2 separate regions of the Homo sapiens genome follow, and region 1 is linked to region 2. Evidence: chromatin loops called from intact Hi-C (ENCODE). Cell type or tissue: spleen. All regions are shown on one strand. Links, peaks and the distances in the headings refer to the core of each region. The heading gives the core; the rest is flanking DNA.

Region 1 (9,618 bases), core at 2,955-7,954, 160 kb before region 2:
AATTATTGGTTTTCTTCTGAAGCACTGAAGATCTAAACAATCTTCTAAAATGTTCTACGCTATGAACATCAAGCACAAAAGAAACTGTAAAGACCCAGTGTACATAAAAAGAGTATGTTCAGAAACCTCCTCCTTCTTCAGAGAAGCCCCTGGGATTCATATAGCTGATTTAGCAAAACAAGATAAAATTTTGGCTGTTGCCACATTTCATAAATCAGTCAAAATCATATGCTAAGAAGTAATCCTGATATCAAACTCATATCTATTTACCAGCACAAAGTCATAAATTCTTAGGTCATGGTACTAGAAGAAATTCAGTCATACCAACTAGCCTCCTTTTGGCCAAACTGTACCCCTTCCCTATCCCAGACTGTAAAAACTTAATTAGGGCCACAGAAGAAGTCCCACAGATTAAACGTAGATTAGGAGCCTCAAGAACCAATAGTTACTACCCACTGATACCTGGGCAGAGAGTGTCCTGCATTTCCCTCCATACCATGTACTGGATAGGACCTTTGTACTGGCCCAGGTTCAGCTTTCTGGAAATAAGCTCTCTGGTTGCCAGCACCTTCATTCCTTGCTCCAAGCTGCAGGGCACATAAATCATTTATCCTTAGACATCCTCCAGAGACTCAAGGAATGATATTAATAGTACCATAGGGAAACACTTACCTATGTAAGAGAGTTGTGATGTCCTAGAAGAAAGGAGAAAGAGAGACATCAGATGCCCGTTCATCAACTCTCAAAATTTCTTTGGTGATACCAGCCACCACCAGAATTTGTGCAGATGGTCCCGAACTCATCTCTACCAACTTCTTTCATCCTTCATACACTTTTTCTAATCTTCATCCCTGATCCTAACCCAGGTTAAATTGATCTTTTGCTCTTTCTAGAGTTCTCTTCTACAGGGAGCAAGACAGAAGCCAATAAGACAATACTTAAGGTTAAGCTATCTTTACCTATACTTTCAAATAGTCTCAGAAGAAAAACACATTAGGTATCCCAGTCCCAAGGCCACTTTTCCTTACTCTAGCTAATTAAACTTCTGAGTGCTGAGATGGTAACCAACGCTTCTTTAGAGGTGAAGCTTAAGAAAGCAAAGGTTAGAAAACAGCTTTTCAGACAGGTCAGCTTATGATTGCTGAGAGCCAAAGATACAACTCAGGCTGCAACATTTTTATTTTTGAGAAATAAAGCATCAAGCTCTTTATGGAAAAATATTAAACCATTACTATATACTATTATTAATGGAATTTAAAAATCGTATTTCCTAAGAGGATGAAAGTAAAGCTTTCTGCTGTGCGTATAGCTGAAGCAGCCTCCTCCTTTTCTTCCAGAGAATCTTAAAAGCACTATAACAGTTTTGTTTTGTTTTGTTTTGTTTTCCCTGGATGTGAAAAGCCACTTCCGCATTCTTTCCAAACCTCTTCCCCCCTCTAGGTAGGAAGGTACCCATAATCATATTGGTGTGGATTCTCACTTTGAGAAAGTCGAAGGAGTTCTGTTGTTCCGTCTTTGCCTGAATGCTCACCAACATATCCTTGGCTAAGAGACATTGCTCCTGAAGCTGGCTCAGATTCAACTCCATCTCCTCATTCAAGGCTTTCCCCTCTTCCCGGAGCTCAGTTAAAATGTCCTTTTCTTTGCTGTGCAGGAACTGATGCAGCTTTAGAAACTCCATGGACACATGTTGCTGCAGATGTAGCTTGTTTTCCTGGAAACCTCCATGATTATCACCATGGTTATTGCAGAGACTAGTGCTTGGGGATGGGGGCCCACACCACCAACACTCACACACTTGGTAAATACCATCACAGAAAAATGCATACAAATGGCTACTGAATATCAAATTCAGTCATACTAAAATGAGTCCTTTGGGAGACTTACTCCTTTTCCAACTAATTTAATAGTTCAGGATGAAATAGGCAAAAGTGACCTCCAGTTTCCTATTGCAGTACTGAGATGGTAACCAATGCCATATTAAATAAGACTGTGGAGTTAGTCAAACATTCTAGAATGAAAGATAATACCCTCCTAGATTGGTAATCCAAAAGCTGCCAAGTGGTACTGTTAGACTGGGGGTATTGGGAGGCTGGAAGAACTGTCCTTACCTAGAAATCAGAACTGGGGGAATGCCACTGTTACACTTGCAGCTTTTTCCTTGGGTTACCTCAACATCCTCACAGTTAAACTATTTGACATCCTGGCTTCTCAGTTCCTCATTCTCCTCATTTCTAGTGATTTCCACATTTATTGATTCATTCCTATAGTCTCACCTAGGATTTTATCACCCCCAGCAATTGTATCATCTCCAAAATAACTTTTTATGCACCAGGCTCACTCAGATACTCCTATTGCAACAATTATTGGATCTCATTGAAACCTCCTATTCACCGATCCCTCCATTTCTATTCAGGAACTTCTACCTTCATGTCCTCTCTTATCTAGCTTGGATCCCATGGTCCATAATTATTATTGCACCTTAAGATAGTCTTGGCTGGGCACAGTGGCTCATACCTGTAATTCCAACACTTATAGAGGCCAAGCTGGGAGGATTGCTTGGAACAGGAGTTCAAGACTGGGCAACATAGTGAGACCCAGTCTCTCCAAAAATAAAATAATTAGCCATGTGTGGCAAACTAGTCCCAGATACTCAGGAGGCTGAGGTGGGAAGATCTCTTGAGCCCAAGAGTATGAGGTTACAGTGAGCCCATATCCACCTCATCAATATCATCTTGCTTAGCATGTTCCAGCTTTATTGGCCTTTTCTCTGTTTAACATAGCAGCTAACTTTCCATCTCAGGACTTTTCCAGATACTCTTTTCTATTCCTAGAACATTCTTCTCCAGGCTACCTCCTTCATATCCCCACTCACCCAGTTCACTTGGATAAGTTACTTATCCTTCAATTCTCAATTTTTAATGTGACTTCTTCAGAGAACACCCCTCCCCCAGTCTAGATTATGTTCTCCATTTATATGCTATCATCATACCCTATACTTTCAGTTATAGTACTTATCACAGTTGTTATTTTATTATTACTCATGGGATTATTTAATTAACAGCTGTCTCCCATCCCCAATATCTAGTATTATGCCTGACCCACTCAATAAATATTTGTTAAATGAATGAATGAATGCTCACACTAATAGGAACTTTTACAAAAGGAACAAGATTTTCTGAAGACATCATTACTTCCATATATCCTTCTTCTTTCCCTGAGTCTGCATATTTTTTTCTTCCAGATGCCAAATACCTGAGAAGGCTCTTCTCCATAGAATAATGAATAAAGAAACAGAACTTCCAATTTAGCACCCCCAATCTAGGGACTGATTTGCCAAAGCTCTAGCCATTAATGTTGTCCTAGAGTGCCTATGAAGTTGAAAGTGCAGACAATAGCTTTATTTAGCTTGGAGGAAGCTAAGAAGATCAAATCAGCTGGGAAAAGCCTATGACCTTAGAGACCTAGTCCAGAGGTGTCTGGTTATAAACTCAAAGGAAATAAAGGTATTTCTTTGGACATAGCAATCTTTAGTGATTGATTTTTTTCTAATAAGTTCCTTTTTTTTTTTTGCCATAGATAAAGCCAAAGACCAGACACATTTCAACGCCACGACAGTCACCTGGTGACTGAACTATCGAAAAGATCAGCATATTAGGGGAAAGGTTAATCTGCTCTGTTGATCAGCTATTAGGAACCTACTCCACCACCATATTCCTTTCCACCCTACAGACTCAGTTTTCCAATTCCATAGCCTAGGTACCATTTAGTGTGTAGATAATATATGTTAGGCACCTTTGTACCCATAGCTGAAGTTACATGGAGGGTGTGTTCCAGTTCTATCTCATAACCCCTCTTTCTTGCTCCTCACCTTGTGAGCAGCAATAGCTTCCTTCTGCATGTTCCTCAGGGTCTGAAGCTCCTTCAGAGTTGTCTCCAGTTGACCCTGTTGGATGGCAAGCTCCTCCTGGGAATATCAAATAGAATTAACCCAGACTAACTCGGGAGATGAAGGACCATAAAGGACATCTTCCCCAAGGCCCCAGTGTGCAAGAAAAAAGCAAGCTCTTGCTGCAAAAATCTTCCCCTTCCCCTGTATCATAGTTCTTGTCTCGTTCAAGAATTGTGAAAAAGAAAAGAAAAGGCCGGGTGTGGCAGCTCACATCTGTAATCTCAGCACTTTGGGAGACTGAGATGGGAGGATCACTTGGGCCCAGGAGTTTGAGACCAGCCTGGGCAACATAGTGAGACCCATCTCAAAACAAAGAAAAAAAAAGAATTATGGAGTAAATTACAGCTTAAAACTTAGTTTTTCTCTCTTAGTAGCTAGCTACAGGGATTTGAAGAAGGGAATAGAACTCTACACATTTTCCACTCTAGTTATATACTGTTCTCAGCATCTATCATTTTACTTGTGTTGTTCTCACTTGGAACATTTGTTTCTTCCTTCTGCCCTTCAAAATCCAAATGATTTCCCAGTTCAAGTCCTTTCCCTTTCTTTCACTATATGTCCCCTATTTCATTTTTCTCTAATAGTCTCAGAAATTCTAAACCCTTAAGAATTACAAATGTGACAAAATTTAACTTTTAACACGAGGCTATCTTAATATTGCTTCTGTTGTTTTCTTCATTTTAAACTTAACCAAATTTTGAATTTTTTATAACAAGAGCAATATCTTATCTATCCATATTCTACACAGTGTTTAGCAGAGTGCTACCATGGCAGAGTTTAGGTACAGATTTGATTGAGGGAGTAAGCCAGGGCTCCTCCACTGTTCCTTTCCTATAAGCAGCAACTCTAGAAAAAGAACTTTGCAAGATACGTTGTACTTTCTGAGCAGTCTGGGCTTTCTAATCATCATTTGAATAAAGGGATGGGGTTGGAAGAAAGAAGAAGCCCTATGAAATATTTTTCCTAGTTTTTCTAAGGGATTGTTCAAGGCCCAGGGCTCACCCACCGTGAAGAAATGGACAGCATCAGAGATTTGCAGGAACTCCTTAGACTGCCCCACAGACAACCGAGCATCCTTGCATTGAAAGCAGATCAGTTTCCCATCTGGTTTACTGAACAGTTTCAGGTTCTCTCCATGCTCTGGGCACTGTGGATGGCCCTTGAGTAAGGGTAACTTCTTAATCTTCTCTACCAACTTGTCCAGTACAGGGTTGAATGTACAGTTGTTATACTGACATAGCATCTTACACTCAGGACAGAATGTTTCCTTTGCTTGCAGCCTCCAAAAGTCTTGGATACAGGCTTCACAGAAGTTGTGGCCACAGCTTAGCATCAGTGGGTCTCGGAACCAATCATTGCACAGAGGGCAGTGTAGCTCCATAGTAATATCTTGTATCACCACTTTAGAGGGTAGGTGGGTGATTGAATCATTCATTTCAACATAGTCGCCTGGATCGATGTTGGAGGAGGGGTTGGTGGATACCTTTAGAAAAGAACAGCTAAAATGAGTTTATCTTTCTTGTTGCCCATTTTAACACTCCAGGATGATGGCGCCATTCCTAAAGGAGCTGAAAATTGGTACAACTAAAGTAAAAGCACATAATCTCTCCTTTGAAAGTGAACCAGTAACTTGAGTGTTTTCTGAAATTATAGCGTATGATGCTATTTAAACTTTAATAAAGAATCAAGGCAGAGGAAGAAACAGTACTAAATCAAAGAAATGTACTTTGTTGTACATCTCTCTCTTTACCCACTTTCCCCAAGTGTCTTTTGAAAGTTTTATTTTTCAACTTCTGCTCTACTAGTTATTACCTTTATTTTATTTTTGTTTTCTAGAAATTATATACAAAGAATTGGAAAATCAATCAGATTCCTTAGTCAGTAGTGTGATATCGTCAACCATCCAGGGTCCCCTTCACTCCTTTTTAAAAAAACACATTTCAGGCCAGGCGCAGTGGCTCATGCCTGTAATCCCAGCATTTTGGGAGGCCAAGGCGGGCAGATCACGAGGTCAGGAGATTTAGACCATCCTGGCTAACACAGGATGGTTAGCCATCTCTACTAAAAATCTCTACTAAAAATACAAAAATTAGCTGGGTGTGGTGGCAGGCGCCTGTAATCCTAGCTACTTGGGAGGCTGAGGCAGAAGAATTGCTTGAACCCAGGAGGCAGAGGTTGCAGTAAGCCAAGACCACGCCATTGCACTCTAGCCTGGGCAACAACAATGACACTCCATCTCAGAAAAAAAAAAAAAAAAAGGAATGACCAACAATGAACTGAGCCTAAGAGATCCACAAGACACTATCAAACAGACATAATAAGAATTTCAGAAAGAAAGGAGAAAAATGCAGAAAGAATGTTTGAAGCAGCCGGGCACTGCGGCTCAAGCCTGTAATCCCAATACTTTGGGGTGCCGAGGCAGGTGGACCACCTGAGGTCAGGAGTTAGAGACCAGCCTGGCCAACATGGTGAAACCCTGTCTCTACTAAAAATACAAAAAATTAGCTGGTCATGGCGGCAGGCACTGGTAATCCCTGCTACTTGGGAGGTTGAGACAGGAGAATTGCTTGACCTGGGAGGTGGAGGTTATAGTAAGCTGAGATCACTCCACTGCACCCCAGCTTGGGCAACAAGAGTGAAACTCTGTCTCAAAAAAAAAAATTTTTGAAAAAGTAATGGCTGAAAACTTCCAAAATATGATGAAATTTTACATCCAAGAAGCTCAACAAACTCCAAGCAGGATAAATTCAAAGAGATCCACAATGAGACACATTATAATTGAAGTGTCCAATGACAAGGAAGGAATCTTGAAAGCAGCAAGAGAGAAATGACTCTTCACATACAAGGGATTCTCAGTAAGATTACTAGCTGATTTCTTTTCAGAAAATATGAAAGCCAAGAAGGAGAGAGATGACATATCTGAACTGCCGAAAGAAAAAAACTGTTAACTAAGAGTTCTGTATCCAGCCAGGCACAGTAGCTCACACCTGTAATCCCAACACTTTGGGAGGCCAAGGTGGGCAGATCATTTGAGCCCAGGAACAACATGGCAAGACCCTGTTTCTACTTTTTTTTAATTAAAATTTTTTAAAAATAAAGAATTATATATTCATGAAAAGAGGAATTAAGACATTCCCAGATAAACAAAAACTGAAGGAGTTGTCTAGTAGTCTTAATCTACAAAAAATGCTAGTAGATCTGCTCTAGAAGAAATGCTAAAAGGAGTCCTACATGTTGAAATGAAAGGAAACTAGGAAGTATCTCCAAGCCATATAAAGAAGTAGAGACCAGTGAAAAAGTAGCTACATAGGTAAAGTCCAATATTGCAGTTTTTGGTTTCTAACTCCTCTTTTTCCCCTATTCAATATAAAAGACAAATGCACAAAACAATAGTTATGTGTGTTAATGGATATGCAATGTATAAAGAGATAATTGGTGATAATAACAACAAAAAGGAGAAAACAGAGCTGAAAAGGAGCAGAGTTTTTATAGTAAAATTTTTTGCTTTGTACTATTAAAACTAAGTTGGCATTAATTCACCCTAGATCGTTATAAAGTTGACTAATTATAACCCCCTGGGTAACTACTAAAGAAAAAACTACTAAGCAATATAAAGAAAAAGAAAAGAGAAGAATCAAAATGTTATGCTAGAAAAAAATCAGTTAATCACAAAAAAGGGAAGTAATGAAGGAATTTAGAAACAAAAAAGCACATACAGAAAATAACAAAATGGCATAGGTAAGTCTTTATCAGTAATTACTTTAGACGAAATAGATTAACTTCTGATTAAAAGGCACAGATTAGGAAAATGGATAAAAATAATATGACCCAACTATAGGCTGTCTACAGGAGACTCACCTTAGAACCAAATACACAAACAAGTTGAAAGTAAAAAGTTGGAAAGACAATCCATACAAATAGTTACCCAAAAAAGATGGAGTAGCTCTACTAATATCAAGTAAAATAGACTTTAAGATAAAAATTGTTAAACTTGTTACAAGAATACAAAGAAGGATATTATCAAGGATATGATATAAAGGTCAATCAATCAAGAAGATAAAACAATTATAAACATATACACACCCAACAACAGAGCCTCAAAATACGTGTAGCAAAAAGAGACAGATGTGAAGATAGAAATAGTTCTAAAAAATCGTACAAAATATCTCTGACTACAATGGAATGAAACTAGAAATCAATAACAGAAGAAAAACTGGAAAATTCATAAATATGTGAAAATTAAACAACACACTCTTAACTAATTGGTCAAAGAAGAAATTATAAGTAATATTAGAAAATACTTTGAGATGAGTAAAAACAAAAATACAGGCTGTGCACAGTGGCTCACACCTCTAATCCCAGCACTTTGGGAGGCTGAGGCAGGCCAATCACTTGAGCTCAGGAGCTTGAGACCAGCCTGGGCAACCTAGTGAAACCCTGTCTCTACCAAAAATACAAAAAGAAAAAAAAAAAATTGGCCATAATGGAACATGTCCGTGGTCCCAGCTACTGGGAAGGCTGAAGTAGGTGGATCACCTGAACCCAGGAAGTGGAGGTTGCAGTGAGTCAAGATCACATCTACACACTCCAGCATGGGTGACAAAACAAGACCCTGTCTCAAAAACAAATAAACAAAAACACACAGCATGTCAAAACTTATGGGATACAGTGAAAATAGTGCTAACAAGGAAAGTTATAGCTATAAACACCTACATCAAAAAAGAAAGACCACAAATCAATAGCCAAAATTTTCCCTAGAACTGGAAAGAGAGGTACAAGCTAAACCAAAGATAGCAGAAGGAAAGAGTAAAGAATAGAGGCAGAGCATGGTGGCTCATGCCTGTAATCCCAGCATTTTGGGAGGCCAAAGCAGAAGGATCACTTGAACCCAGGAGTTTGAGACCAGCCTGGGCAACACAGTAAGATGTCATCTCTACTAAAAATTATAAATAATAATTTTTTTAAAAGGCCAGGTGTGGTGGCTCATGCCTGTAATCCTAGCACTTTGGGAGGCCGAGGTGGGCAGATCACCTGAGGTCAGGAGTTCAAGACCAGCCTGGCCAATGTGGTGAAACCCCATCTCTACTAAAAATACAAAAATTAGCTGGGCGTGGTAGCGAGCACCTGTAATCCCAGCTACTCGGGAGGCTGAGGCAGGAGAATTGCTTGAACCTGGGAGGGGGAGGTTGCAGTGAGCTGAGATCGTGCCATTGTACTCCAGCCTGGGCGACAGAGCGAGACTCCATCTAAAAAGAAAAAAAAAAGTTAGGTGTGGTGCATGCACCTGTAATTCCAGCTATTTGGGAGACTGAGGTGGGAGAATCACGTGAGCCTGGGAGGTCCAGGCTGCAGTGGGCCATGATTGTTCCACTGCACTGTAGCCTGGGCAGCAGAGTGAGGCCATGTCTCAAAAAAAAAAAAAAAAAAAAAAAGGCAAAAGAAAAGAAACAAAATAGAAAATAGAAAAACAATCTACTAAAAAGATAAAAAATCAGCCAGGCGTGGTGGCAGGCGCCTGTAGTCCCAGCTACTCGGGAGGCTGAGGCAGGAGAATGGAGTTAACCCAGGAGGCAGAGCTTGCAGTGAGCCAAGATCGCGCCACTGCACTCCAGCCTGGGTAACAGAGTGAGACTCCGTCTCAAAAAAAAAAAAAAAAAAAAAAAAAA
Region 2 (5,000 bases), core at 1-5,000:
CAACAGAGGACCATACCTGGAACCTTGAGGATCTTTCAGTCATCTGGAGAACATTATTAACAAGACAAAAGAGCAAAACTCTCATCAGAGGTTTCCAGCTTTTCTTTAAGGTAGTGATAGTTGCTTCACTTCTTTCCAGAGCTTAAGAGATTACTTCAGCATATCCCTTCTTGGCTTTTTCTTATTTCCATCCCTGGATTTTTTTTTAGCCAACAACAGATAATGATGATAATATTAGAAGTACCACTTACTGGCCAGGCGCAGTGGCTCACGCCTGTAATCCCAGCACTTTGGGAGGCTGAGGCGGGTGGATCACTTGAGGTCAGGAGTTTGAGACCAGCCTGTTCAACATGGTGAAACCCTGTCTCTACTAAAAATACAAAAATTAGCCAGGCATGGTGGCGTGGGCCTGTAATCCCAGCTACTCAGGAGGCTGAGGCAGGATAATTGCTTGAACCTGGGAGGTGGAGGTTGCAGTGAGCCGAGATCGTGCCACTGCACTCCAGCCTGGATGACAGGGCAAGACTGTCTCAAAAACAACAACAACAACAAAAGTACCATTTACTTAGCAAAGTCGTATTTATTTTATTTTGTTTTTTGAGACAGGGTCCTACTCTGTCATCCAGGTTGTAAGGTTGTAGTTCAGTGTCATAATAAGGCTCACTCCAGCCTCAACCTCCAAGGCTCAGGTGATCCTCCCAACTCAGCCTCCCAGATGGCTAGGAAAACAGGCACACACCACCATGCCTGGCTTTTTTTTTTTTTTTTTTTTCGCATTTTTAATAGAGACAGGGTTTTGCCATGTTGACCAGGCTAGGCTAGTCTTGAACTCTTGGGCTCAGTGATCCTCCTGCCTCATCTTCCCAGAGCACTGGGATTACAGGCATCAGTCACCACACCTGGCCCAGGGTGGTTTTTTGTTTTTTGTTTTTGTTTTTGTTTTGAGACAGAGTCTCGCTCTGTCACTCAGGCTGGAGTGCAGTGGCACGATCTCGGCTCACTGCAACCTCCGCCTCCCGAGTTCAAGCAATTCTCCTGCCTCAGCCTCCCGAGTAGCTTGGACTACAGGCGCGTGCCACCACGCCCAGCTAATTTTTTGTATTTTTAGTAGAGACGGGGTTTCACCATGTTGGCCAGGCTGGTCTCAATCTCCTGACCTCGTGATCCTCCCACCTCGGCCTCCCAAAGCGCTGGGATTTACAGGCGTGAGCCACCGCTCCAAGCCTCAGGGTGCTTTTTATACATTATTTTAGTGAGTTTTCACAATAATCCTATGTGAAAATAATATTAGATATTATGGGCCAGGCACGGTGGCTCACACCTGTAATCCCAGCACTTTGGGAGGCTGAGACGGGCGGATCATTTGAGGCCAGGAATTTGTGATGAGCCTGGCCAACATGGCAAAACCCCGTCTCTACTAAAAATACAAAAAAAAAAAAGAAAAGAAAAAAGCCGGGCGTGGCAGGATGCACCTGTAAACCCAGCTGCTTGGGAAGCTGAGGCACGAGAATCACTTGAACCCGCAAGGTGGAAGTTGCAGTGAGCCAAGATCACACCACTGCACTGCAGCCTGGGTGACAGAGCAAGACCGTGTCTCAAAAAAAAAAAAAAAAAGATATTATGAAGTGATGTTGCTCTCATTTGACAGACTAATAAATCAAGGCTCACAAAACTTAAGTAACTTATCCAAGGTCTCAAAATACTTCAGTAAGTGGTGTATTTACAGTTCAGAGCCATACTTTCTAATTCAGAACTCCTATTATCTGACTGAGCGACTCCCACTGACAACAATAAAATGTATGAATCAGTGCCACAGGCAACAGTAGGTAAGGTGGATCAGTAGAGCAGATTATCCAGGTGTGTGTGTTTAAAATGTTATGCCTGGGCATGCTAGCGCACACTTGTAATGCCAGCCCTTTGGGAAGCCTAGGCGGATGGATCACTTGAGTCCAAGAGTTCAAGACCAGCCTGGCAACACAGTGAACCCCGTCTCTACAAAAAATACAAAAACTAGTTGGGCACGGTGGCACGCACCTCTAGTCCCAGCTACTCTAGAAGCTGAGGTGGGAGGATCACCTGAGGTCAAGGCTGTAGTGAGTGAGCTGTGATCATGCCACTGCACTCCAGCCTGGGCGACAGAATGAGGCTATGTCTCAAAAAAAATAATAAAAAATAATAATAAAGGTGTCATAGCACCATCTAGTGGAATGCTTCCTGCCTGTGTGCAATAGGCCAAGTATAGAGTAGACAGAAAATTGATTGTTGAGTAGGTATAACTGGACTGAGTATCATTTTTCCAAAAGGAAAAGAAATTATATTTAACTTTAACGTACATGATTTAATCTGTGAAGCTATTGCTAATAGCATTTCTTTTTTTTTTTTTTGAGGCAGAGTCTTGCTCTGTTGCCCAGGCTGGAGTGCAGTGATGTGATCATAGCTACAGCTACAACCTCTAGGTCTCAAGTGATCCTCCCTCAACTTCCCGAGTAGCTGGGACTATAGGCACATGCCACCACACTTGGCTAATGTTATTTATTTATTTATTTATTGAGACAGAGTCTCACTCTGTCGCCCAGGATGGAATGCAGTGGCACAGTCTTGGCTCATTGCAACCTCCACCTCCCAGGTTCAAGTGATTCTCATGCCTCAGCCTCTGGAGTAGCTGTGATTGCAGGCATGCACCACCATGCCTGGCTACTTTTTTATATTTTAAGTAGAGATGGGGTTTCATCATGTTGGCCAGGGTGGTCTCGAACTCCTGGCCTTAGGTGATCCCACTGGCTCGGCTTCCCAAAGTGCTGGCATTACAGGCATGAGCCACTGTGCCCTGCCTTATTAATAGCATTTTTAACATTCTCTTATTTGGCATTATTCATTGAAAAAATATTAAGTTCAAAATTTTGTAATTTTTTTCAAACTCTTTGTCAAAGGATTCCCCGTTACTACTGGTGATGGAGATGTATGAACTGTGTATGTTCTTCAGGAATTATAAAGAAGCTGAAGCTAAACTTCTGGAGTTTCAGAAGAGCCTTGAAACGGTAAGTTGGAATTATGGTGCTCTTTCTCACTGATCTGCACTTGGTTGGCATGCATGGACTTTTTTGTTTTTGTTTAAAGACTTGGTGTCTCACTCGGTTACTCAGGCACAGTGTTACGATCACAGCTCACTACAGCCTTGAACTCCTGGGCTCAAGGGATCCTCCTGCCTCAGCCTCCCAAGTAGCGTGGCTAATTTTTAATCTTTTTTTTTTTTTTTTTGAGACAGTGTCTGGCTCTGTCGCCCAGGCTGGAGTGCGGTGGCATGATCTCCGCTCACTGTAACCTCCACCTCCCAGGTTCAAGCGATTCTCCTGCCTCAGCCTCCAGAGTAGCTGGGATTACAGGTGCCCACCACCACACCCAGCTAACGTTTTGTATTTTTAGTAGAGACAGGGTTTCACCATGTTGGTCAGGCTGGTCTTGAACTCCTGACCTCAAGTGATCCACCCACTTCAGCCTCCTGAAGTGCTGGGATTACAGGCGTAAGCCACTGCACCCGATCATTTTTAATATTTTTTTTATAGAGAAGAAGTCTTGCTTTGTTGCCCAGGCTGGTTTGGAACTCCTTGCCTCAAGCAGTCCTCCTGCCTCGGCCTCTCAAAGTGTTGGGATGACAGGCATGAGCCACCATGTCCGGCCACACTGGTCTTCACTGTAATGAAGATTTGAAAGTTATATATTTGAAAATACCAAATCAGTTATTTGAATATGCCTAGGATTCTAAAACCACAGAAAATAGGCACATTAATTTCCTTAGCCTATTACTCCCTATGGCCAGTTGGCTACCTCCCAGGTATCTTCTTATTCTTGCCTGACCAGCTTAACCAGTTCCATCATCTGTTCACATTTGTTCCTCTTCTTAGAGCAACAGAGTTAGGTATACAAGTAATTAAATAAAGACTAAGCACTAATGCCCTAATCCCAGCTAATTTTAACAAGGACACTCAGGAGGATAAAGAATCAAGAAGAGAAATATTTTTTAAAAAAGAATAGAAGTATTATATAACTTTTGTTCTTCTAAACATCAAAATCCAGTCAGAATGGTTATAGAAAACATTCAGGAACAGTGTCTAAGCAGGAATAGTAGCAATTTAGTGAGCTGACTACCAGTGTTCTTTCTCATAATAATTCCCTTAAACAACTTTGCATTAAGGGAGATGCTGCAAAAGCAAAATGATCTTTTTACTTAGAGTAGGTAAGTCCTATTGGAATTTAAGAGAAGAGGATGAGAAATGGACAGGGAGGACCACATAGGGCATAGGAAAGACAGTAGAGAAGGAAATTCATTCCAAATAGAGGTAAGAAGATAGCAGTAATGTGACACATGATTTTATAAACCATTCCTTAATTTAAGATCTTGGCAGTCTTGAGAATTCCATTGAAGGGAATATTGTCTTCTAAAACCTACGTCACAGCCAAAAAGCCCTGCATGTTAAACTTACCTTCAGAATGACTTTTATGGTGTGTTCAGAAGTATACAGGAAGTATTCAGCCAAGACTAGGGCCTAACTCAGCACTAGGCACAGAGGTACTGAATTATAAGTTTTTGGTGCCTATTAACATATACGTGTTTTGAAACCCGGCAGTTAAGTTTCTATTCCACCAAAACGCCCAGTATTTTTTGTGATTATGTTGTATGAAGTCTAGAGTGAACTACGAGACTATAGTGACTGAGAACCAAATATTAGTCTTCCAAAAATAATACGAAGCAAGAACCAAAGTAAAAATCAGGAATGAAGTCACAAAAGAAGCATCTGTTGGGCGCTATCATCATAGCTGTAATCCCAGCACTCAGGGAGGCAGAGGTGGGAGAATGGCTTGAGGCCAGGAGTTCGACCAGCCTGGGCAACATAGTGAAGACCCTGTTCTTTACCAACACAAAGGAAAGAAAAAAAAACAGCAGCAGCAGGTAAGAAAGCACCACTCCTCTGAAATCAGCCTTTTCCTGCAGCATCCTAGAA

Evidence for each region. A loop is a pair of places that touch in the nucleus more often than their neighbours do. Peaks named below come from ENCODE experiments on the same cell type or tissue, not always from the same donor. Only the 100,000 strongest peaks of a DNase experiment are listed, where the experiment ranks them.
Region 1: it touches region 2 in a loop (2.1-fold over the local background); 2 of 110 quality-filtered maps call a loop at or near these places.

What each region holds. Positions count from the first base shown.
Region 1 is chr15:44,750,717-44,760,334 of GRCh38, reverse strand. TRIM69 (tripartite motif containing 69) reads right to left here. Exons shown (of 7, transcript NM_182985.5): 2 at 4,959-5,435; 3 at 3,872-3,967; 4 at 1,481-1,714; 5 at 673-695; 6 at 463-587. Among named protein-coding and RNA genes, the nearest start is that of TRIM69, 19 kb to the right of the region's middle. In spleen, for the core only: no CTCF peak of the experiment used is centred there; no DNase peak of the experiment used is centred there.
Region 2 is chr15:44,590,369-44,595,368 of GRCh38, reverse strand. SPG11 (SPG11 vesicle trafficking associated, spatacsin) reads left to right here. Exons shown (of 40, transcript NM_025137.4): 26 at 1-110; 27 at 2,931-3,038. Among named protein-coding and RNA genes, the nearest start is that of EIF3J, 56 kb to the right of the region's middle. RefSeq lists an enhancer at 2,191-2,290. In spleen, for the core only: a CTCF peak has its summit at 2,242 (motif pointing left); no DNase peak of the experiment used is centred there; H3K27ac peaks cover 366 bases.